2 separate regions of the Mus musculus genome follow, and region 1 is linked to region 2. The links are chromatin loops, found by intact Hi-C in ENCODE. Cell type or tissue: gastrocnemius. All regions are shown on one strand. Each heading gives the region's core, and the rest is flanking DNA. Links, peaks and the distances in the headings are about the cores only. Region 1 overlaps Aox2 (aldehyde oxidase 2). Region 2 overlaps Aox4 (aldehyde oxidase 4).

The links. Hi-C counts contacts between places; a loop is a spot of excess contacts. Peaks named below come from ENCODE experiments on the same cell type or tissue, not always from the same donor. Only the 100,000 strongest peaks of a DNase experiment are listed, where the experiment ranks them.
Region 1: it touches region 2 in a loop (2.9-fold over the local background); 2 of 42 quality-filtered maps call a loop at or near these places.

The regions. Positions count from the first base shown.
Region 1 is chr1:58,285,036-58,296,888 of GRCm38, forward strand. It overlaps Aox2 (aldehyde oxidase 2), which reads left to right. Exons shown (of 36, transcript NM_001008419.2): 5 at 536-662; 6 at 2,657-2,718; 7 at 4,873-4,956; 8 at 7,163-7,243; 9 at 9,266-9,410; 10 at 10,828-10,920. It overlaps Gm15759 (a long non-coding RNA gene), which reads right to left. Exons shown (of 3, transcript XR_865437.3): 3 at 4,380-4,467. Among named protein-coding and RNA genes, the nearest start is that of Aox2, 13 kb to the left of the region's middle. In gastrocnemius, for the core only: no CTCF peak of the experiment used is centred there; DNase peaks (open chromatin) are centred at 7,009 and 7,187; H3K4me3 peaks cover 963 bases; H3K27ac peaks cover 946 bases.
Region 2 is chr1:58,235,060-58,246,912 of GRCm38, forward strand. It overlaps Aox4 (aldehyde oxidase 4), which reads left to right. Exons shown (of 35, transcript NM_023631.2): 12 at 60-153; 13 at 1,608-1,720; 14 at 4,058-4,242; 15 at 5,622-5,784; 16 at 10,001-10,093; 17 at 10,742-10,911; 18 at 11,180-11,294. Among named protein-coding and RNA genes, the nearest start is that of Aox4, 31 kb to the left of the region's middle. In gastrocnemius, for the core only: a CTCF peak has its summit at 5,444; a DNase peak (open chromatin) is centred at 2,579.

The DNA.
Region 1 (11,853 bases), core at 2,178-10,177, 50 kb after region 2:
GTTTGGAGCAGGGACCTGAGTTCCCCACCATTTCCCAGAAGACCATAGATCACGCTTGAAATAACAGAGACCAAAATCCTCGGTCCCTGAAAGCTAAGTCTTTTGAGCTGACACAGAAAATATTAAGGAAGACAACAGGAGATCAGCAATGGTCTCCATGTCAGTCAAAGCCGCACAGCCTCCCATGAGATCTAAGCCGTGGAAGATGTACGGGTGTTCAAGAAAACCAGTTTTGAAACTTACGTGCACCCTCCTAATAATTACTAATTCCTGGATAAGTGTTCTCACTGGGAGTGCCGGCTGCACACTGCTAATTCCCAAACAGAAGTCTCAGAGCATCTGACCCTGAAAAGTAATTAAAGTTGTGAGCGGTAACTTCTGAACCTCTTGCCTTTGGGAGCTGCCTAGAAAGGGGAATATACAGAACTGGACAACGGGGCGGGGCACATTTGCTCAGAGGGTGAGAATGGTACAGATTTGTGGACCCTGGAGAGAATCTGAGGCGGCAGATGTGACCACAAATGTATGCTTCCAGGAGAGGATCGCCAAGAGCCACGGCACCCAGTGTGGCTTCTGCACCCCTGGGATGGTGATGTCCATCTACACACTGCTCAGGAACCACCCGCAGCCCTCAGAGGAACAGCTCATGGAGGCCTTGGGAGGTAGGTGTGACACAGGAGGCAGGCAGAAGGAAAAGGTTCTTCATGCTTTCCCACACCACCCTCAGGATCTTCCTAGCTCTGCTCCAGTGCCAAGCCACAGTCATTTCTAACATTTGTGTGCAGACACAGACGTCAAGTCATCTGCACGCGGCCCAGGGGCCACCACACTTCTGTCTGCTGACTTATCACATGCTCCCCAGGGACCGGAATCCATGAGCCTACCCAACAAAGCACAACTGGCTGAAAACACAGAAAGTTCTCATGCAGTTCTGGGAGCATTAAGTCTGGAGTCGAGCTATCGGCCCACCAGTGCTGTGTCTGAAAGCCCTGAAGAGACTGCTTCCTTATTCCTCTCAGCCTTATTCCTCTCAGTCAGCTGAGTCTTGGCATTTCTGAGCTCATGAGCTACATAGCTCCAAACTGTTTCTACCTCACACCTTTCTCCTTGCTGTCTGGCTTATAGATCTTCCTCTTGTTTACAGACATCAGCCACTGGGGTAGGCCCGCCCCAGGCCTGGACAACCTTGTTACCTCTTGATTCCACTGGGAGAGATCTTATTATTCAACAAGGTTATGTTCATAGTTGCCAGGACTTAAGACTACAAAGAGTCTTGGTAGAGCGGCATATATCAATTCATAATAAGCCTCTCATCTGAAAGATTTGTAACAGTTTTAGTTTTATAAACATATAGGGTTAATAAACATTATCTTCAGGTGTTATCAATCTGTAAACAAGTCCTCAATTCAAAGGTTGAAGACAGATGAAAATAGATATGCTCCTTATGTGCCAGCTGCTGATCTCTCTCTCTCTCTCTCTCTCTCTCTCTCTCTCTCTCTCTCTTTCTCTCTCTCTCTCTCCCTCTCTCCCCTTCTCCCCTTCCTCCCTCCCTCTCTCTTGCTCTCGCTAGCTCTCTATCCTTATCTCTTCTTTCAAGTGCAGAAAACCATAGCTGAGCATATGATAGAGTAGTTATTATGGGCAAAAGTCCTGGGTTCAATTCACAATATAATAATAATAATAATAATAATAACAATAACAATAATCAGAGAATCATACTAATTCATCTAAAACCCCCACCTTCCCCAGGTCTCTCTTCAGCAGCTCATCAGCCCTAAAACTTGACCAAGCCCGATTTGTCATACTTCCTGCTCTCTACACGACTCCTCCAGGCCAGTCTCTCCCCATCTTGTTCCTGCTGCTCTGAGAATTCTACCCATTCTTTACTAACCCATAGCTTGCACATCCTTTGAGCCCAAACTTCTTAGTCAGGCCATCAGAGATGAACTCTAGTCTACACTCTCTCTCTACCCTCAGACCTTCACCTTCATCCTTGGAAGCGTAAGGATTCCAGACTTTACCATGCAACAGAATGGCCCACTGGTCTCTTAAATGCAGGCTCTCCTGCCTGTCTCCAGATGCTCAGGTTCCAGAAGGGCAGATTCATGTTCTTAACAAATACAACCAGGTGACTCTGGTGCAGTGACCTAAGAGCCTCTGAGGAACACACCTGGTAGCCCACCCGTGGCACTTTGTCTGTCTAGTGACACCTTGGGGATTGCTTTCTTAAGATCTCACTGTCTTACATAATTTAAAATAGTTATTGTCAATAGCTAAACATCAGGGCTAGGATCATAGCTCAGAAGTAGAATGTTATCCTAGCATGTCCAAGGCCCTGAGTTCTACTCCCCAGAACTGACAAGAAAATCTGTTAGATCTATTTCGGTTTTTAAAAGAATCCAGTAGAGTGGCTGGAGATTTGGCTCAGTCATTAGGAGAGCTTGCTGCTCTTCCAGAGGCCCAGAGTTCAGTTCTCAGCACCCACATTTGTGGCTTACAAGCACCTATAACTTCAGCCCCAGGAAATGCAATACCTTCTTCTGACCTCTAAGAGCATCCACACACAGACACACATAAATACCAATAAATAAATAATAATCTGGAAAAGCAAGCAGTAGAGACAAGCAATTCACAGCTATGCTTCCCCTCTGATCAGGGAACCTCTGCCGCTGTACTGGGTATCGGCCAATTCTGGAGAGCGGCAGGACCTTCTGCATGGTGAGTACACAAGGGTAAGGAAGTGGAGACACGTCATACGGAGTAGGAATGAGAAGAACAGGTGATCAAAGCTGGGGACACAAGAATGGGGTTTGTAAGACCATCACAACCGACTAAAACAGACAAATGTCACCGCAGAGGGGAGGGGGAAAGGGCGAGGACTCATTGGAGTTGCCAGTGCTTGCTGTAGACCAGGTGAGCATTACACCACCTTTGATGTGGTCTAGAACCACAGAAGAAAGTCAGGTGAGCTAAGAAGCTGTCTGTCCGACACTCACCACCAGTGAGACAGGGCATCTATCCAGTGCAGCTGAAATGTTGTCTGTAAACACTAGAAGTCAAGCCAGGCTTTGCTGTTGTGAAGAAGGCTTCTTCTGAGAACCCAAGCAACTGGGAATGGGAAAATAGAAAAAGAAGGAGAAATTGCAACGTAGAAGCTAAAATTCACTCCAAGAACACAGGGAACAGCCTCCAAAAATAGAGATATCTCTCTGGTGAAAACTCAAATGTCTTGCTTGGCAGTTAGTAAGAGCTCAACAAATAATTACTCATAATGAGAATGCTGTTGACTGAATAGCATTTGGCAGACACTCAAGATGGTGCATCTGATGACGCTCTGCTGAGGACACAGTGGATGTGGGGGGAGACATTAGGCAGAAGCAAAGGGTACCTCACATCTTGGAGGAGCCCCCTGTAGTTCTTACCCAGCTATTCAGGAGTCCATAGGGATAACTCGATATGCTTATCTTTTTCTGGATCATTCTCCATATAGGGCTTCAACTGTACCTTTAGGCTAGGTACTTTAGGGAAGGTCTTAGGAGCCAATGTGTGCACACAAGTTCAATGAAGCTCCTTATAGAGAAAGAGCAGACACTGGGCTGGAGTATTCACAGGAGCATATGCAGCCACTACAGAGCCATATAGAAAGAGAAAGCAGAAGCCACAGGCTAACATCTCTGTATGTGCTCCTGCCTCAGTTCCACATGCCGTAGAGGTAGACCTGGAAATATACAGTGGGTGTGTCCCAAAGCCAGGAGGGTATTCTGGTCATGTGTGTCCCAGATTTCTATTGCCCCGTGAGGGAGCCAGAGTTGACACACTAAAAAGTGGAATAAAGAGACTGTACACTCAGCTGATTGCTGCTGTAAGTGGGGAAGCATGAGATACCAGCAAGAGTGCTAAATTAACTCCTTTCCCTAAGAGTGTAGGTACTACCTGCCGCTCCTGGAACACAGGTGCTGGAGATAAAGTCCAAAATGAGTTCCAATAGCTCACCCTGTTGCCAGCCAGTCTCATGCTACATTAGGTGAAAGAAACCCAGCCCCAGGTAGGACACAGGTTTTTATTACCCACTGAACCCAAAGAAGCACGATTTTCTTCAGCCTCCATCGACCCACGTCCATCCTGGGGACTCTAAGAGCTTATGGTGGGAGAGGAAGGGCTGGTTGCTCTGCCAGCTGCTTTTGCTTCTTGGACAGAGTCAGCAAGTAGCAGCAAAAGATATGGGGAAAGGACAGGGAATTCAAACAGTTGGGAGGAAGTGCTTTGCAAGACAGGAGAGACCACCTGAGGAAGCAGGTACAAGGAGTGGGGTTGCAAGAAACAGAAACGGATGAGCTGCAAGCAGGGACCACTTAAAAACTGCCATAACTCACCCAGCTGCATTCCCCTTCCGTAAAGGTTCCATATGAATTAAATGAGCAATGTCCCAAAATATGTATGCGCTGTAGTGGCTGTATCATGGTTGTCCTGAAAAATACCATTTAAAAAATGTATTTTACCACTAGTCATTACTCTAAAATAGCTCAGATATGTACTTTCAATGAATGGTGTTCATCTACTGAGTACAGCATAGATATGATATAAATACAATATAATCCCAAATATGTCAAAATGCCAGTGACCTGGGCAGTGGGTGTTTCTTTACATTTCTGCACATTGTGCTATTTTATATTACTTGTTTATATGGTATGTGTTTCATAAACTACCTCATAAAATAAGTAAATAAGCAAAGCAAGATCAGCCTTGTGCTATCCCTGTAAGTAGAAGGTGGCTTCAGAGTCTGAAGTCTCGTATAGATTGTTCAAACCTTCAGGGCACGACCTTATTTGCCTATAAAAAGTATTATTCACATACAGCACTTCATGTCCTCAGGAGCCAGACGGTTGTCCACAGAAAGGAACAGGACAGTGTTGCTTGGATCAGAAGGAAAGTGACTCATCGGGAAGCAAAAGTGATGTGAGTCCCTCGGTCTGTTTTGTTCTCTCTCTGTGCATTGCTTAACGCCCACCTAGCTCTGGCAGCGCCGAGCATGCATAGGCATTTGATGGACGGCTCCCGCTTTGTTTGCAACCTTCCCAGCACTTGCAGGAAGCCCCGCAGTTTGCAGGTATGTAGTGAGCATAGTTGCTCATTCAGCAATCACAATCGGACCTTCCCCTTCATAGACTTCAGACTAGAAAGGCCGGAACAAAAGGGAAACAAAAACCTCTTAGATGGCAGAAAAGCATCGACTGCATGAGGTCACCTCCGTGGTTAGAAACAAGTTCTAAAGCTGTCCCTGCTCACACAGCCGTCCTCGGTCCCTGAGCTGAGACAGAGACAGCACTGTCAGCTGGCAAGCTAAGTCCACTGCAGCATTCCAGCCTGTGGCACTATCATCTGACAGACATTCCTTTTTAAAAGATCCACCATCCTGTTCTCACAGGGGTCGAATAGAGAGGTTAATAAGATCCCAGCTAACACCTCTTAGGCTGTGAAAGAGCTCAGAGCCGGCCTGAGAAAAAACTGCCTCTCATCCTCTTTGTGTGTGTCTGTGTCCTTCAGACCCACCTGTCCACAAGCACCTCCCGCTGATACCCTTTCTTTAGTCTAAAGAAGGGGTGCGGTGGAATAAAGAGGTGTTACCCGAGGAGGCGAGCTACACACCCCCAAAGTGACTCGAGGAAGATCAACACTTGGAAGAGTCAACACATCCCAAAGTCCATTCCCCACCTTGCAGACTCAGGCATTCGGGTTGAGCACCCTCAGGTCGGGCGCTAGGTACCACTTGACTTAATGAAGCCAAACACCAAGGGTTGTGTTTAAGCTAGAATGTTCCTCGGTATTTACTCCTAAGGAGAAACACAACTATAAAGTAAAACCCCATCCTTTCCTCACAGTCACACATTCTGTGGAGAAGGCTGAGTGCTCAGTGACACGGCAGTTCACAGGGGTGTCCCTGCTGGGTGACAGACCAGGTGTCTGCCTAGGACCACCTCTACCTCTTACTCTCTGACCATTTTTCATTTGGACAACGGTTAAGTCTTGCTGTTGAGCCTGTTTAGAACTTTTCATTTCTGCCTGTTGATTCACTGTCTGGCAACTTTGATTCTCACGTGAAATCTTTTTTTCTAGGTTTTAGAACCAAATCATTGGCCCCAAGTACTGCCCAAGCTACTTCTCACACAAGAAACCAATTGGTCCACTGTTACCTCACCCTGCAGGGGTACAGAGAGTCCGTACAAGGAATAACCATGTGTGCTTTCTGGAACCTCTCAAGGCCTCAGAAAGATGGGGGGGGGGGGGGGGAGACAAGGAGTGGGAAATGACAAATGTCAGGCCATTTCATCTAATCATCACAATTACCCTCCAAAATAAGCATTATCTCCACTTACTCTTTAGAAAGGTTAAGCACCTTTCCATAGAAAGGTCGGTGGGGGTGGGGGTGTTAAGAGGGAACCAGACCTGTCAACCCTCCAATGTCTGTGATTCTCTCTCTCCTCTATGCGCCTGCACCCCACACCCTGCAGCTCAGTTCTCCTGTGTCCTCAGGTTCCTCTCCTGGCAAGGAGAGCACTGAAGCAGATGTGAGGGAGACAGGAGGGCAGTTGGGTCCGGTTCTGCCCTGCTTCCCTTTCCTGGTGGGCAAAATGCCAAAATTCAGATTATAACTTTTAATACAATTGTCACGGAGATGAAATAACACTAACATGGGTAAAAGCCTTCAATAAACAGTCATGAGGGGTGTGTGTGTGTGTGTGTGTGTGTGTGTGTGTTTATGCAGAAAGATATGTTTAGAGTCATTTTCCCGAAAACTCTGGGACATCCCCAGAGCTTGAGATTGTTGACCATGATTTGCAACAGAGGGGACAGTAAGTACAGTGGAGGTTCCCCCAAGCTCCTCTAGCATCTGTTTACTTTCACAAGAAGTCTTGGCATTTCCCAGGATGCTCTTTGTAAGAGTCAAGACACTCTTCCCTCTAGAACCACATTACTGGCAACCAGCCGCTCTCTGTCGGGCAATCCCACCCCTATTCTAAGTCATTGGGTTACAACGAGTTCCCAATAGGGGGACGTGAGAGACTCCTACTGCATGCATCCTGCCCTAATTCCTTAAAGAATCCCAGGGCTCTTTCCAACTGAGCTGAGCTGACACAGCCATCTGCTTCTTCCTTTTATAAAGATTTGCACGAAGCTATTTGTGAAAGACGAGTTCCAGCCCTTGGACCCGACCCAGGAGCTCATATTTCCCCCAGAACTCCTGGTAAGACAACACGGGTATTTTATGTGCTTGTTTAAATCTCCAGTTATGAACCCAATTTTGTAAATCTACCACGTCCTTCAGGTGACATGTCAAATGGGAGACGTGTTGGGTAGGATCCAGAAACCTACTTCCTCCCATCCCTGGCTGACCTTGGGCTTTTTAAAACCCAACCCAGCATTACTTTTAATCAGTGTGATCTGCAACACGTCCCTGTTGACTGTCCAGGCCGTTCAGCTTGCTGAGCGTCCTCCATTGCACCTGACTGTCAGGAACACTGCCTCTTCCCTCCTTTGCTCCCTGCTTTGGGGGCAGTTTCTTGACTGACAGAAACAGGGGCACCCAGCCCCACCCCTCCTCCATAAGCCTAGTGAGCGCTCTTTCTCAGGCATCCCAGGCCCCTTCTATAAAATACTTTTCCCTCTTTTATTAAATATTCATTTCTGGTTTCAATGATGTGTATGTCGGTATGTCTATGTGTGAGTGTGTACACTTGAGTGTACACATGTGCCCATGTGCCCATGTGTTGGATCCTTGGAACTGGCATAGCAGACATTTTGAACCACTGCCAAGAGCAGCGTATGCCCCTAACCCTCTCCAGCCCCCTTTTCTGGGGCAAGAAAACATTCTGAATATTTTGAATGAGAACATACTCATTCAAAAATAAATACCCATTTAGCAACACACTGCATTGTTGTAAGTACTAGCTATACAGTAAGGAAGGAAGCTAACAGAAGACACTGCCCTAGGAGAGCTTGCAATCTGGGAAGAGAGGTGGACAGTAAGCAAAATAATAGATGACTATGTAAACTGGGCACAGTACCATTAATCCAAGCACTCAGGAGGCAGAGGCAGTCGGATTTCTGTGAGTTCAAGGCCAGCCTGGTCTACACAGTAAGTTCCGAGACATCCAGAGCTAAGGAAAAATCAAATCAGCAAGCAGAGGCAAGGCTAGAACGCAGATGGTTGTAATTTTCAGTGCTGTGTCCAGAGAAGATGCCTCTGAGGAGGTAATTTCTGAAGAAACTCTAGAAGGAAGAGTGGAGTCTGTCGTGGGGAGGCGTTCTGGGAGAAGCAGCCAGGCCTTGGGAATAGCGAGTGTGAACATACTAGAGACAAAACGACAGACAGCTGGCCTAATCCGGACTCACAGAACCAGCCTGAACAGAACACAGTAAAGAGGGAAGGTCAGAAGCCGTCAGGACGGGCCGTGCTGGACTTAACATTGCTTGGCTTTCCCTTGTGTATAGGAAAAGCCACTATGAGGGAGGTCACATAGAAGAGGGTCAAGCTCCTACTGCCGTCATATCAGGATGCTTTCTGTTGCTGAGCCAAGAACCTCCTAAAGCTTGAGGAGGGGGCAGGGAAGAAGCAGTGTGCTCTGTAAGGGGATAGCCACCACCCCAAAGGGCAGAGGCTAGACCTTTGGTGCAGGTGGTGAGGACCAAGTAGATTCTGGGTATGCTTGCTGCTGGTGTGATGTCGAGTGAGAGCCAAGCCTGACCCCAGTGTTATATGTAGCTAGAGGGTACCAGTTTCCAGATGGAAAAACCTCCAGCGGGGCAGGTCGGCTTTCCTTTGGTGTTCTTTTCCAAGGGCTGAGAAAGGAGCTCAGTTAGGGCAAAATAAATGTGAGGTGCCCCTGACACATCTAAGAGGTGACAGACATCAAGAATTCACTGAGAAATGACATAAATATTAAAGGAAAAAATCCAGACTGATGATATTAATTTGGGGTCATTAGGATTACTGTGATATAAAAGCCATGAAACTGAATTAATACTGAATTATCCGAGGCTGTGCAGTAGTCAACGGTAGGCACTGACTTATAGGGTCACTTCTTCCCCAAAGGCCACCTATTTACATGAATTCAGGCTTTAGCCAGTGGATATAGCGAGTGTCTTTCTGGACAAGTGTCCCCCAGAACCTTGAAGTCTTCCTAGAAGGACACAACCCACCCAGGGCCTGCTGTGGCCCAGAGTGGCTGGTATGTACACAGGTAGATATCCTGTCATTTGCCCTCAGAGGATGGCTGAGAACCCAGAGAAGCAAACCCTAACCTTTTATGGAGAGAGAATCACCTGGATCGCCCCAGGAACCCTCCAAGAACTCTTGGTGCTGAAAGCTAAGTACCCTGAAGCTCCTCTCATCTCGGGCAACACAGCCCTGGGTAAGTGGTCACAGTCTGCCTGGTTGAACTTCCTGGTCCCTGATCCGTTCCCAATCTGCTGCTTAGAGATGAAATATTCACCTGTCTAGCAAATTCAGTGACTTTCAAAGGTGATGGACATGCACCCTAGTAGTATTCAGGATAGCTGGGGATGATATGAGAGGGTTTTAAAAAAAAATGTTTTAATTCATTTTATCTCTTGTTCTTTTGCTACGGTTAAATATTAAATAGACATAAAGAATGTCATAAAATATTTGTGGATGTATTAACAAACATACCTACTGACTACCCATAGCCATGTTAATAACTTTGCTTCACACACATACACACACAGACAGAGTCCAGTGGTAGAATGCTAACCTAGCCTGTTCAAGCTCTGGGTTTGATGCCCAGCATTCTCCACAAACGTGTAATTGGTGTTCTAACCACTGGCCTTCTGAGAGGCACAGCCATTGCTCCTCCCTCCCTTCCCTCCTGATGACACCCCTCAGGTGAACTGTTTGTCATTGGTCAGCCTCTTCCTCATTTTTTATGATTACCACATACGTCTGAATTAACTGAACAACGTGTCAGTTAATTTTGTATATACTGTACAGAGACTGTCGCTTTTACTCTGAAATTTGTGTCTTTCAGTCAACATTCTTGACCTGAAACTCATCCCCTGTTTTTGCACGTTCATGGGTTCTACTCCATTATATGAGCACGGAAAGATTTGCCCCTCCAGTCTGTTAAAATAGCTCCAGCTATTTCCAGGGCCCCCAGGTTTTATAAATGTCTTTTTATTTCCATGCTGTGGATCAAACCTAGAGCCTCACACATGATCAGCAGGTGCTTGACACCGAGTCATATGAACATTCTCTATTTTGGTTTGGTTTGGTTTTTTGGGGTGTTTTGTGTGTGTGTGTGTGTTTTGTTTTTGTTTGTTGTTTTGGTTTGGTCTTTTGTTGTTTGTTGTTGTTGTTGTTTTGCTTATTTTGAGGCAGTCAAAAAAGTGTTGTCACTTTGACCAGCCTGGAACTCACTATGCAGGCCAGTCTGGTCTTGAACTCACAGAGTTCAAATTCAGCTGGCTCTGCCCCTGAGTGCCGAGATCAAAGGCATGCACCACTACTCTCAGCCACAAACATTCTTAGAAGTATTTCCAGGTTCTTTGGCCAAGCACTGGCCAGTCTTATGTGTAAGGGAGTTTGAGGAGCCTCTCACGGTTTTATTTCCTATTGGTCTACATAGCAGGAGTACAAGTCAGGGAATGCATACATTGGGCAGAGGAGTATATATATATGGTCATTGCTTTCACTTCCATACATATTTATTATCAAAGTTTAAGCTTTGTGTCTGAATGTTTTTATGAGAAATGTTCAATGTAAAAGAAAGGGCATTTTTTTCTCTCTCTCTAAAATGTATTTTTTTCCTTCAGGACCAGCCATGAAGTCTCAAGGACACTTTTACCCTGTCCTCCTGTCTCCTGCTAGAATTCCTGATCTAAGAATGGTGACTAAAACCAGTGGAGGTAAGTTCCAGCCCTGCTAGGAAGTAGTGAATGGCTAACCTCGGCAGATCACCCTCAGGTACCTATCTTATTAGCTCCGGCCCATACTGCATTCTTTTTCTGAAGTGAAAGTGTGTCTCCTCTGCAAACCTCATGGCCAAAGTCAAGGTTGTAGCCAGAGACCCTCCATACTCTTTGGCCAAGCACTGGCCAGTCTTCCCGCTTTCTGACTTTTCTCTGATACCAAGTATCAGTAAAGTCAGTAATGAAAATAGGTTGTTCCATAGGAAAGGGTCACTTTTCCTCAGCCCTCCTGTCTCTGGGGCCCTTATATGAGGCACAATTCAAAATCCTCAACATAGCTTAATCTTTCCCCTATAGATGAAGAACCTGCGGTGCAAAAAGAAAATGTGCTCGCCCAAGGGCATCAGGTTACAAGGTCACCAGCTCACAGTTCAGAAGCCCCACTGCCTTTTCACATTAACTGCCCAGCTTGGTCCCTCCGCCAAAGGAAGCCAGCCAGGCTCTGAAGTCTGTGCAACTTGTGGCCAATGACTCGCTTAAAGCTAAGGCGTGAGCACCCTCTAGTGGTCCTCAGGAAACTTCCTGTGGCCAGCAGTGTGAGCACCACTGGGGTGTCTGGAACCAGCTGTGCTCACGGCAGCACCCTCAGGAGTCATATATCTCTACAACAGTCCCACCTTTGATGTAAAGGTCTCTTTAAACTACACGTTCATTCATATATCCACAGTTGGCTCAGCCTAATTTTCTTTTAAAGGCATTAATATGAAGTGTCCCAAAGTCACTGCTGATGGGCCCATGAGGCATAGAGTCAAAGTTTAAAACCATATAGAAACACTGAGGAGGTAATGTGAACAATGGAAGCACCACAACAAAGGCCCAGATGGCCTGTCTGGCCTCGGTCAGAGTATGAACTCCCGTGAGGACAGAGCT
Region 2 (11,853 bases), core at 2,174-10,173:
CATGATTCCTTACCTGTTGGATAACTGAATGCAACTTTTTTATGTCATCTTTTTATTAGACTTTAGGAGGACACACTGCAAGCCGTCCTAATTTTTCTGACCTCAACCCTATTTTGGCAGCTGGAAATGCTACCATCAACGTGGTATCTAGAGGTAAGAGATCAAGCTTTGGGCCTCTGACTTTACACTTACCTTTTTTTCACATAGACCCTGCTATATACTATGAACTAGGGACTCAAGAACATTTTGCTTGGCCCCCTGAGCCTCAAACATCACCTCAAACCTGAGGCAGAAGCTGTGATCCACCTGTCTTTCAGAAGATCTGTGCTTATAGACTGGATTTAATGTCTCTGATACTTTTCTTAAATATTTGGCCCACTTATAAGCAGTCCAAATTATAGAATCAAAGGCATTTGAGAAAAGGATCTGGGCTGCTGTGATGGCTCAGTGGGTTAAGCGCTTGCGCTTGCAGGCAAATCTGGCAATCTGAATTTGATCCCTGGGACCCACGCAGCAGAAGGAGAAAACTGAGTCCTGCATGCTGCCCTCTAACGGTCACTCGAGAACCACAGCAAATTGTATTGCTATACAATTAATAAATCCATGATTGCAAAAGATACAGAAAAGAATAAGAGGCTTCTTGGGGGCTTATGACATATTTTTGTCATAAGTTTATGGTATATTTCTTTCCCTGGCTTTGAAGAGAAGGCAGTTCTTATACACTGCTCATGACTCCAATATGAGCTTTGTGGAAGAAAACTAAACTTAGGGGAATAAAAGCAAATTGATGTTATTCATAGTACTGCTAATGAAAAATCTCTTCCCTTCTGTTAAAATTACATTTTAAAAACTGATTCAAATGACTATAACTATCTAAGAGAAAGCATACATGCTTCTAATTTTAATCAAAGAAAAGCAGAAGGCTGAATGAGAAGTTCAGTAGGAAAGTACTTGGTGCATCAGGACACAAGTTCAATCCCCAGAACCAACAAGGGGAAAAGGCCAAGCACAGTGGCTCTCTTGTCATCCCAGAAGCTGAGGGGGGAGAGCAAGCAGCTCCCTAGCCAGTCAGCCTCCTAACAGGTCGTGTTCAAGGCTGAGTGAGAGACCATGTCCAAAAAGAAGCCAAGATAGGCAGAATCTAAGGAGCAACATCCAAGGTTGATATGGGGCGGGGGGGGGGGGGGGGGGGGGGGGGCGGGCGGGTCACACTCCAGTACAAGCATCCTCACACAGACACGTGCACTCACATGAAGCACACACACACACATTGTGCCACTTTGGAAAAGTAATTTAACTTCCTGGGATCTCTCTTTTCTTGTTTGGGAAATGTTATACTTTGTAGCCGATTGTTTTCTAATTACTTTAAAAATCTGTGAAGTCAGCGTTTGTGAGTGAATGCAATGGGCTGTGGGACTTTTAGCTCACCTGGTGCAACCCTGTCTTTCTGAAGCCTGGGCCCCAAAGTTTCCATGACTTGCCTCAGGCACCTGAGGCTTGGGGCTGGGACTCAGTCCCCTGGGCTCTGGCTCCCAGCCCACATCAGTTCATTCTAGGTAGTCCCTGTTTGACAAGCATGTCTTAACCGGGATCCTTTTCTCTAACAGAAGGAAAAGATCGTCAGCTCCCTTTAAATGGCCCTTTCCTGGAGAAGTTGCCTGAGGCTGACTTGAAACCAGAAGAGGTTATCTTGTCCATTTTCATTCCTTACACTGCTCAGGTGAGGTTCCTGTACCATCATCCCAGTGCTGCATCATTCACCTGCTGGGTGTTTCCACTGACTGCTTCTGAGAGAGTTTAGGGCCACTCACAGTGAGGAATCAGTTCCCAGATGGCCATTTGAGTTGCTTCCACAGAAGGGACACTTTATGACTTTTGGTGGTTGGGGTGCCTTGCAAAAAAAGGAACCACCTGGGTGAGCAGATACTTTGGTTATAGATGAATATTCATCCTAGCAGAGAGTATGTAAATGGATAGTGATATCGGCCTCAGAGGTTTCTGATGAACTGAAATTTTATTATGGAGCTATTTGCCGATCACCGATAGTTTACAGTAGTTAGTGGAATCATTGGGAACTAAATGACTGCTATTCTACAACACAATGTTAATCCAGGAACAGCGTGCAGGAGCTTGTTTAAAAGGTCTCAGGTTCTTTCCCCCAGGCTCTCTAAGTCTAGTAGGAAAGACTAGAAATAGAAAACGAAACTCAGCCACCAAGGACCATAAAATGAGTGGACAAGGGGTGGCTGAGATGGCTCAGTGGGTAAGACTGCTCTTCCAAAGGTCCAGAGTTCAATTCCCAGCAACATGGTGGCTCACAACCATCTGTACAGCTACAGTGTATACTCATATACATAAAATAAATAAACAAATCTTTTTTAAAACAACGAGTGGACAAGGAACTAGAGGAGGTCTGGCGGAGCAGTCAGTGTAGTGGAGCTAAGGAGGGGAGGGCAGGACAATGGATGGATTTGCGGAGGTTGGGAGCCAGACAATGTAATGTGGAGAACAGCAGGGATTCAACATAGCCTGTGATAGGCTCCAGATCTGTGGCAAGGAGGGCACAATTCCAGGTAAGAGGACTATGAAGGGGGTGGGGCAGACCTGACCAGAGCAGCCAGGGCATCATGGCAAGTGAGACTGAAAGAGTGGCTGGGACCCAGCACAGAGCAGGTCAGATGCAACACAGAACTTGTGTCTGTCTTAGCACATGGCCACCTTTGAACTGTTAAAGCAGGGTAATGTTTATACAAAAGAGATGCTTACAGTACAGTAGGTGGCCCAGCACAATGATGGGATGGCCCCGGTTGTGAGAGGACTGAAGACTGACAGGAGGGAGGCTTATACAGTCATTCAGGTGGGAGACAGTCGTGAATGTGGTGGCAGTGGGAATGGGCAGAAGAGCCCCCACTGAGCAGCACAGCACAGGAGATCCATGTGCAGTTACTGCTCCTTCCAGAAGCTTCTCTGATATGCTTTATGTTGGCAGGGCTCCAGTGATCATTGACTTTCCCTGCAACCTCAAGACTCCTCCCCCATAAAGAGGTTTCTCAACTTCAGGGCTAGAGTTCCAAGCAGGAAATGGAATTCTCCCTAGAATGGCTTGTGTAGATCTGGAATCCTGGAGACTGTGTGTCCCAGGGCTGCTCAGGGTTTTTCGTTAGCTAAAGGATCTCACCCAATGAAATCTACACAGAAGGCAAATAAAAATAGAAAAAAGTGGTGCTAGGTAGCTCATCTGAGGTAACCAGTCCCCGTCTGCCCTCATCTCAGCCAGCAGCCTGGGACACACACCGTCTGATCCACCCCAATATCTTCTTAAAGCAAATGAAACCCAGACACTGGAATCGCTTCCTCATGGTCTCAGCTGAGGCCGTGAAAAGCAGAGAGCCTGGAGCTTAAGCAGAATCCGAAGCCCAGGCCTGCCACTTACCGTGACCTTGCAGAAGTCACTAACATTGTCCTCGTAACTGAAAATGAGCAGAGCTGCTGAGGATTAAACATCGCTACACATGAGACATGTAAGCAGGACAATACTCACATGAACTGCCATCACTAACTGTGTCTGTGTGATAAGCCACTTGCAGGTTTTTACTGTAAACAATCACCAGAAGGTCAGCAGAGATGGCTCAGTGGGTAAAGCGCTTGCAACAGCAGACATGAGAATCTAAGCTCAAGCCCCAACACCCCCATTAAAATAAATAAAGTAACAAATGTGATGATCTATGCTGTCTGTGATCCCAGATCTGGTGGTTCAGGGATGGTACACAGAGACTGACAGATTGAAGCTCACTGGGCAGCCACACTAGCCAACTGGTAAACCCCGGGTTCAGTGAGAGATCCTGTCTCCAAAAAGAAAGGCAGAGAACAACTGAAGAAGACATTTGATATTGACCTCTTGCCTCTCCCTCTACATACTGTGTATACACGTTCTCTCTCACATACACACACACATCATCGACATCAACGTCATCGTCATCATCATCATCATCACAGGGAGAGAAGGAGGAGTTGCTGTGTGTCCTACACTAATTATTCTGAGTATCTCTATCTCTAGTGGCAGTTTGTGTCAGGACTCCGGTTGGCACAGCGTCAGGAAAATGCCTTTGCTATTGTCAATGCTGGTATGAGCGTGGAGTTTGAGGAAGGTACAAACACGATCAAGGATCTTAAGATGTTCTTTGGAAGTGTTGCCCCCACTGTGGTCTCTGCAAGTCAAACCTGCAAGCAGCTCATTGGGAGGTAGGTCCCAGTTACACGCCTTTCTGCTTGAATTTTCATTAAAACTGTACTTGAGGAAAATTTCTGAGATTTAATAAACCTCTGTGTGTGTGTGTGTGTGTGTGTGTGTGTGTGTGTGTGTGTGTGTGTGTGTATGTGTGTGTGTGTGTTTTGTCTTTCAAGACAGGGGTTCTCTGTGTAGCCTTGGCTGTCCTGAGACTCATTTTGTAGACTAGGCTGACCTCGAACTCAGAGATCTATCCGTTTTTGCCTCCTGAATGATAGGATTAAAGGTGTGTGCCACCACCATCAGGCAACATGTATTGCAGGTTTCTGTACAATTATTGCAGAAATTGCATAGTTTAAGTAGATATTGTTTTTTAAGTAATTGACCTGCAAAATAAGCAAATATCTCCAATACTGAATCCTGAAAATGAAAAAATACCTTTAAGCTACATCAAGAAGATGGAATCTTTGACATGTCAGAGGGTTTTGCTCCAGGAACCCTCATTATGGCTGGCCTCTAGAAAGTTTTTTTTTTCTTTAAAAAAAATTCCAATTAGTGTTTTTGCAATCACTTGTACTTAACCACATACGATCATTCCCAGTGGGTGGAATTTAAACGAGGTTTTCCTCGGATACTGAATTAAACCCTCACTTCTAAGACAACCACGGAAACTTTCCCCTAGTGAAAACAGAACTCCAGACTTCAGAAACCTTTAGTTTTTGCGGGGTTGATTCTTTTTTTAACCTAAGTAAATCCATATGATCAGCTTATGAAGAAAGACTTGGCAACCATTAAGTCAGATTCTGAAGAAAGTGAAGGAACCTGGCGTGGTAGAGCATTCAGGAAGAGCACATGCTAGAGGCTTGTCTCAGCTGCCTAAGATCCTACCTCTAATAATAAATACAAAAAGCTAATGGCATCTCTTAAAGGTATTTTGTTTGGACTTGAGAAGTAACAGATACACCTCCTTTTTCATTGCTACAGTTTGGTGTCTGCCTGCTTGTTGTAACATACTTTCTGTTACTATAACAAAATACTGGAGACTAAGTCATTTACTAAAGGGAAGGGTTTTGTTTTGGTCTGTGAGTCTAGGGGCTAAAGTCCCAGAGCATAGGGCTGGCAAGGCTTTGTTGCTTCAGCTCTCTGTAAAAAATGGAAGGGAGTTTGAAGAAGACAAATAGACAACGTTTCTCTGTAATACCCTGCGCTCACCAGAAGAGGTCCAGCCTGGCAAAGTCATAGTCCCTTCTAAAAATAGATTGCTTGGTCTGGCAACTCCACCTCCCCTCAACTGCACCATGGCAGTGATCACATTTCAACTGAGACCAAGAGAGAACAAACCTTAGGACATTCTTTGGCTGTTCCGTGAAATATTCATCTTCTGTCCTGCCAGGCAATGGGACGACCAAATGCTGAGTGACGCATGCCAGCTGGTCCTGCAGGAGATCCGCATCCCACCAGATGCTGAGGGAGGCATGGTGGAGTACCGACGCACCCTCATCATCAGCTTGCTCTTCAAATTCTACCTCAAAGTGCAGCGATGGCTGAATGAAATGGTAAATAGCTTCTCTGAGCCCCTGGGTGCCTGGGTCTGTACACAAAGAACAGTCTTCCCTCCCCACCTCCACCCCACCCCCACACCACCCCCCGCAGAGAGTAGTATGGGGTGCGGCCCTGCAGCTCCTCCATCCTTCTCCCTTCAGTCTGAGTCTCAGAGGGAGCAGCCACACTATTCCATCTGTGGGATAAATGCTAATGTTCCAAGGGACTGTCCAACAACAATGAAAAATCGTCAGTAAGCGGATTGCATACTTTCCTCTTTAAAAAAGATTTTCTTGTTGAAAGAAGAAAATGATATTTTAATACTTATAGATCCAAATGAGGGAAGAAATAACATTTGATACCATTGAATATTCAAACGTTACCAATAGTCCTTCCAAGCCCTTTCTATATAAGTATGTGGGGGAGGGGTGGCTATAACTGCTTAGTAAAACTCAGTTATTTCACTTTTTTCAGTGTTATTAAATATTTTTAATGATACCATAGACAATGGTTCCTTGGCATGTCCATGGGTAGATAGACCGTTATCTCATCCATTCTTTAGTTTTAGACACATCTGCACTGATGAAGGTTCAGTAGGCCAGGCGGTGGGGGCGCATGCCTTTAATCCCAGTTGGGAGGCAGAGACAGGCAGATTTCTGAGTTCGAGGCCAGCCTGGTCTACAAAGTGAGTTCCAGGACAGCCAGGGCTATACAGAGAAACCCTGTCTCGAAAAAACAAAACAAAACAAAACAAAACAAGAAAGAAAGAAAGAAAGAAAGAAAGAAAGAAAGAAAGAAATCTTTCAACTGCCTAAATTTTAGACATACAAGCTGTTTCCAAGTCTCTGTTACCTACTCCTTAGCCAGCTTACTTTAAAACTATGTCCTCAGTACTTGCTTAGATTTTATCTCATGTGTGGGGTGTATCTTTGATAAGTCTAAGCCAGAGATTGACACAAATACAGCAGAGAAATGACCACCTGCATATCTCTTTAATGACTGAGAACGTTGTGCTGTTGGGTTAGTCGCTCCTTCCCATTCACGCGTCGTATCAGCAGCAGTTCCACGTGTTCGATTACATAGCCTGATTACCACATTTAGTATGTAGATATCTATGATATGACAGTATACATAAGTGACTCAAAAAATTCCACTGGGAAATCCTTACCACTGACAAACACTTGAGACAAAGCAGCAGGATACAAAATGAACATACATTAAAACCCAGTATCCCTCCTATATACAAGTGACAAAGAGACTGAGAAATAAGTCAGAGAAGCAACACCTTTCTATTACAAGAGCTTCAAAAATCGTAAAATATCTGGGGTTAACACTAGCCAAGCCAGTGAAAGACTTGTATGATAAAAACTTTAAGACACTGAAGGAAGAAATTGAGGAAGATATCAGGTGATGGAAAGATCTTTCATTGCTACCAAAAGCAGTGTAGAGTCAACACAATCTCTATCAAAATTCCAATATGATTCTTCACAGAACTTTAGAAGTCAATTTTTAGCTTTAAATGGAAACACACACACACTCACAATAGCTAGAATCCTTTTGAGTGACAAAGCCCCTGCTGGAGGTTATCCCCATTCCTACCTTAGATAGCTAGCCCCTAAGCATCAGAGGAAGCTTCCAATACCGAGACTCAGTTGCATGTAATTGAAATGTTGGTTAAACCTGTGCTAAAACCATCTAGCCCTGGGCTTATTTTGGTTGGAAGACTTTTAATAACTTCCTCTATTTTACTAGGGCTTTTAGGTCTGTTTAAATAGCTTGTCTAATATTGATTTAACTTTGATAGATGGTATGTACAAGAAAATACTCCATTTCTTTTGGATTTTCCAGTTAGTTTGGTTTTGTTTGTTTGTTTGTTTGTTTGTTTGTTTGTTTGTTTAACCATACGGGTCCTTTGTGTGTGTATATTATGGCTTTTAGTTTTAGGGTTTTATGAGATTCCTGTGTGTGGGAATGTGGGTCTCTGCATCTACCTTTCTTTATTTATTTGTTTCTTTTTCTTGGTTCATTTTCTTGTTTTTGCCATGATCTAATTTGTTTGGTTTTTATTTTATTTCAATATAATTCTTTAGTTGCTTGTTTGCTTTCCAACTAGAGAAAGAAAGGGTGTGGATCAGAAGAGGAGAGGAGGTGGGGAGGAACTGGGAGGAGTGGGGGGAGGGGAATATAATCAGATTATATTGTATGAAAAAAATCATCTGAAAATAAAGATACTTTTATTTCTTCCTTTCCTATTTGTATCCCCTTTGATGTCTGTCAATTATTACTCTAGATAAGACTTCAAGTACTAACTGAAAGAATGAATAACCTTGTCTTGTTCCTGATGTTAGTGGGTTTGCCTTGAGTTTCTCTGTCTGTATTTAAATTGATGTTGGCTATGAGCTTGCTGCAAATTGCTTTTTTTAAGTTGAAGTATGTGCCTTGTATCCTTGGTCTCTCCAAGACTTAAATCATAAAGGAATGCTGGATCTTGCCAATGGTCTTTTCCACTTCTTTTTTTTTTAAGATTTATTTATTTTATCTATATGAGTACATTGTCACTGTCTTCAGTTACACCAGAAGAGGGCATCAAATCTCATTACAGATGGTTGTGAGCCACCATGTGGTTGCTGGGAATTGAACTCAGGACCTCTGGAAGAGCAGCCAGTGCTCTTAACAGCTGAGCCATCTCTCCAGCCTCTCTTTTTTCTGCTTCTAATAAGATGACCACATGATTTTTTTCTTTCAGTTTGTTTCTATGATAGATTACATTTATTGATTTATATATGTTGAACTATCCTTGCAGCTCTAGGATAAAGTCTATTTGACCATGATAGATGATCTTTTTGATGTGTTCTTAAATTCAATCTGCAAGTATTTCATTGAGAATTTTTGCATTTGTTCATAAGGGAAATAGGTCTGTAATTCTCTTGGGTTTTAAATGTGGCTTTTAAACAGTCTAGTTTTTAAAAATTGAACAATATTCCTTCTTTTCCTATTTTTTGGGATAACTTGAGGACAATTGGGATTAACTCTTCTTTGAAAGTCTGTAGAACTCTGTGCTAAAACCACCTAGTCCTAGGCTTATTTTAGTTGGAAGATTTTTAATGACTGCTTCTATTTCACTAGGAGTTATAGGTCTGTTTAAATTGATTATCTGATATTGATTTAACTTTGATAGGTTGTATATATAAGAAGATTACCCATTTCTTTTAGATTTTCCAATGTGGTGGAGTACAGATTTTTAAAGTATCTTCTTATGATTCTCAGGATTTCCTCAGTGTCTATTATGATGTCTCTCTGGTTTTTAGGGGAGTGTGGTGGCTGTCTGTTGCCTTGTGGGGGGTTAAATGTGTTTCTAGGTAATGAGAGCTCACAGTTAGAGACAGAGATGGGCTAGAAGAAAGTGACTAGAGGCATCCTAGTGGGGAATAAAGCAGGGTGTGCTGCCAGGGTCTGTTATGACCCCTGGGGATTGGGGCAGAGGGGGAGGAAAGGCCACATCTGGTAGTCTGCCATGGAGCTGGGGTGGGACTGAGGGATTAGCTTTGGAGGAAAGGAAAAAGAGTGAATATACAAGATTGCCTGCTTCTCTGGCATATCTGTGGTTTCCGGCTATGGCTGCTTCACTGGCTGGCCACCCCAAACTGTTTTTTGCCAGTGTCCATAAATATATTTCTACAAAATTATTTCTCATGATTGCAGAATTTTGAATCCAAATTTACCGTAAATTCTCTATTGTTACATATTTAGTTTCATTCTATTTTCTTCACTATTATCAAGACATACTTCCTTCAGTCATTCAAAAGGAGACCTTGTGAATGCTCACTGAAGCAAGCTTCCCCTTCTCTGAACAGATGTCATAGTTTCTCTACTCGTTTAGGGAACTTGAACTTCTAGGCACTCTTAGCAACACCAATGTCAAAGATCTTGAACACTAGATTGGGTAGTTCTATTTCTTTCTTTCTTCTTTCCGTATGTGTGTGTGTCTCTGTGTGTGTGTGTGTGAGAGAGAGAGAGAGAGAGAGAGAGAGAGAGAGAGAGAGAGAGAGAGAGAGAGAGATCTTTCCCCCATGTAGGTGCTGGGGATTAAACTCTGATTATCAGGGTCAATGGCAAACACCTTTACCTGCTGAACCATCTCATGAGCCCAGATCATTCTGTCTCTGTCCTTGCTTCCCAGGTCAGTAGCTCAGGTTATAAAATCAGATGCAAAGTAACCTTTTTCTCCAGGATCCTCAGAAGTTTCCTGACATCCCAGGAAAGTTTGTGAGTGCCCTAGATGACTTCCCCATAGAAACACCCCAAGGAATCCAGATGTTCCAGGTGGGTAGAGCTTTTTATTGATCTATGCACTCAGATATGTGTTATATGCATGCACCTCTCTTTTCAACACCTTCATTATAAGTAAACATATAGTCTTATAAAAGCCAGCCAATGTCATATTTGGTCACATGGATACAATTTCCATGGTTTACTCAAGGAAGCCATGCTGGAGGAGTTAGAGGCTGAATCTTCCTTCTGGACTTTTTTTCCAGGTTTCCTGACATTTCTCCTTCACTTCGCTAATTTTGATCTTCCTTTAAAGGAATCAATACTAAATGCCTTGCCAAGAGCTTCCTTGCTTTACCACAGTCACCCCAAATCTCTTGGAAATGTGGGTATATTGGTTGCCCTTTATCAGTTGTATAAATTATGCCTTACTGCAAGCTGTGCTAGAACATATTATTTTGTATGTGTCCTAATTTCCAGTTAGCCTGAAGAATCCTTGAGGACATTAATGACATCTTCTTTGCAGAAGGGTCTTGCGAGTAGATTATATCCTTACCATATACTTGAGAAATATTTACTAGTGTCCATTTGCAAACTTGGTTACCTAGTCACCTATAGTTATTTTTTATTATCAGTAAAGCCAAACACAGCAGACCCAATCTTCAGGTCTGGTATCAAACATCTTGTCTTGTTTCTTAACAGTGTGTGGATCCCAAACAACCCCAGAAAGATCCAGTTGGGCACCCAATCATGCACCAGTCGGGTATTAAACATGCCACAGGGGAAGCTATATTTATTGATGACATGCCTCCCATTGACCAAGAACTCTGCCTTGCCGTTGTCACGAGTACCAGGGCCCATGCAAAGATCACGTAAGGAAATGCACAGTGATTACATCTGCTGCTAACATATGTTCACCATTTCATTTTTAACCTGACAGTTTATTATTTATTTAGGTCAATTTAGAGTAGTCATCTCTTCTGGGCGAGAACCAGCCATTTTTAAAGCATAGTTATAAGTGTTAGAACACCTGCTCTTATTTTCATCTTTATTCATCACAGATTTCTCTGTCTGTAGAATCCTCTTCCTATACCCTGAGATTTCCTCTGCAACCTTAAACCCTGCCTATGTTCCTCCCAGATCACTTGATGTATCAGAAGCCCTGGCGTGTCCAGGTGTGGTTGACGTGATCACAGCTGAGGATGTCCCGGGAGAAAATGATCACAATGGAGAGATTCTTTATGCACAGAGTGAGGTGTGTGGTTTGTGAGTCTAATACTCTGCTCCAATGTCAAAATCATTGTTGATTGTGTGTGGCTACAACATCCACAGATTCATGTCTACATCATAAATATTGCTAGGGCCCAGGGACTGCCTCAGTCACTCTTCCATTCCATCTGACATCTTGAATCACCTTGAGATTATGACAAAACGTCTTAAATCTTCTCAAGGAAGGCTTCCAACTCTTAGGAATGCCATGTGAGCACTGTAAAGCATAAGACATTAAAAGGAAGAATCATTGAGTGATGGACCACTCTGCATGCTACAGGAACAACGGGGAGTGTGGGCAGAGACCACACAGCAGGCAAATCATTAAACTCAAATAACTAAGTTCTAGCCACAGCTTTGATTAGTCCCATTCAAGATGAATTTTCATGGATAGAAAACAGACTTCCTAAGCCAGGTGCAGTCACACATATCTTTGATCCCAGCACTCAGGAAGCAAAGATAGGTAGATCCCTGAGTTCTAAGATAGCCTGGTGTAAAGAAAAACCTTGTCCTGAAAAACCAAAAGAAAGGAAGAAAGGGTGGGG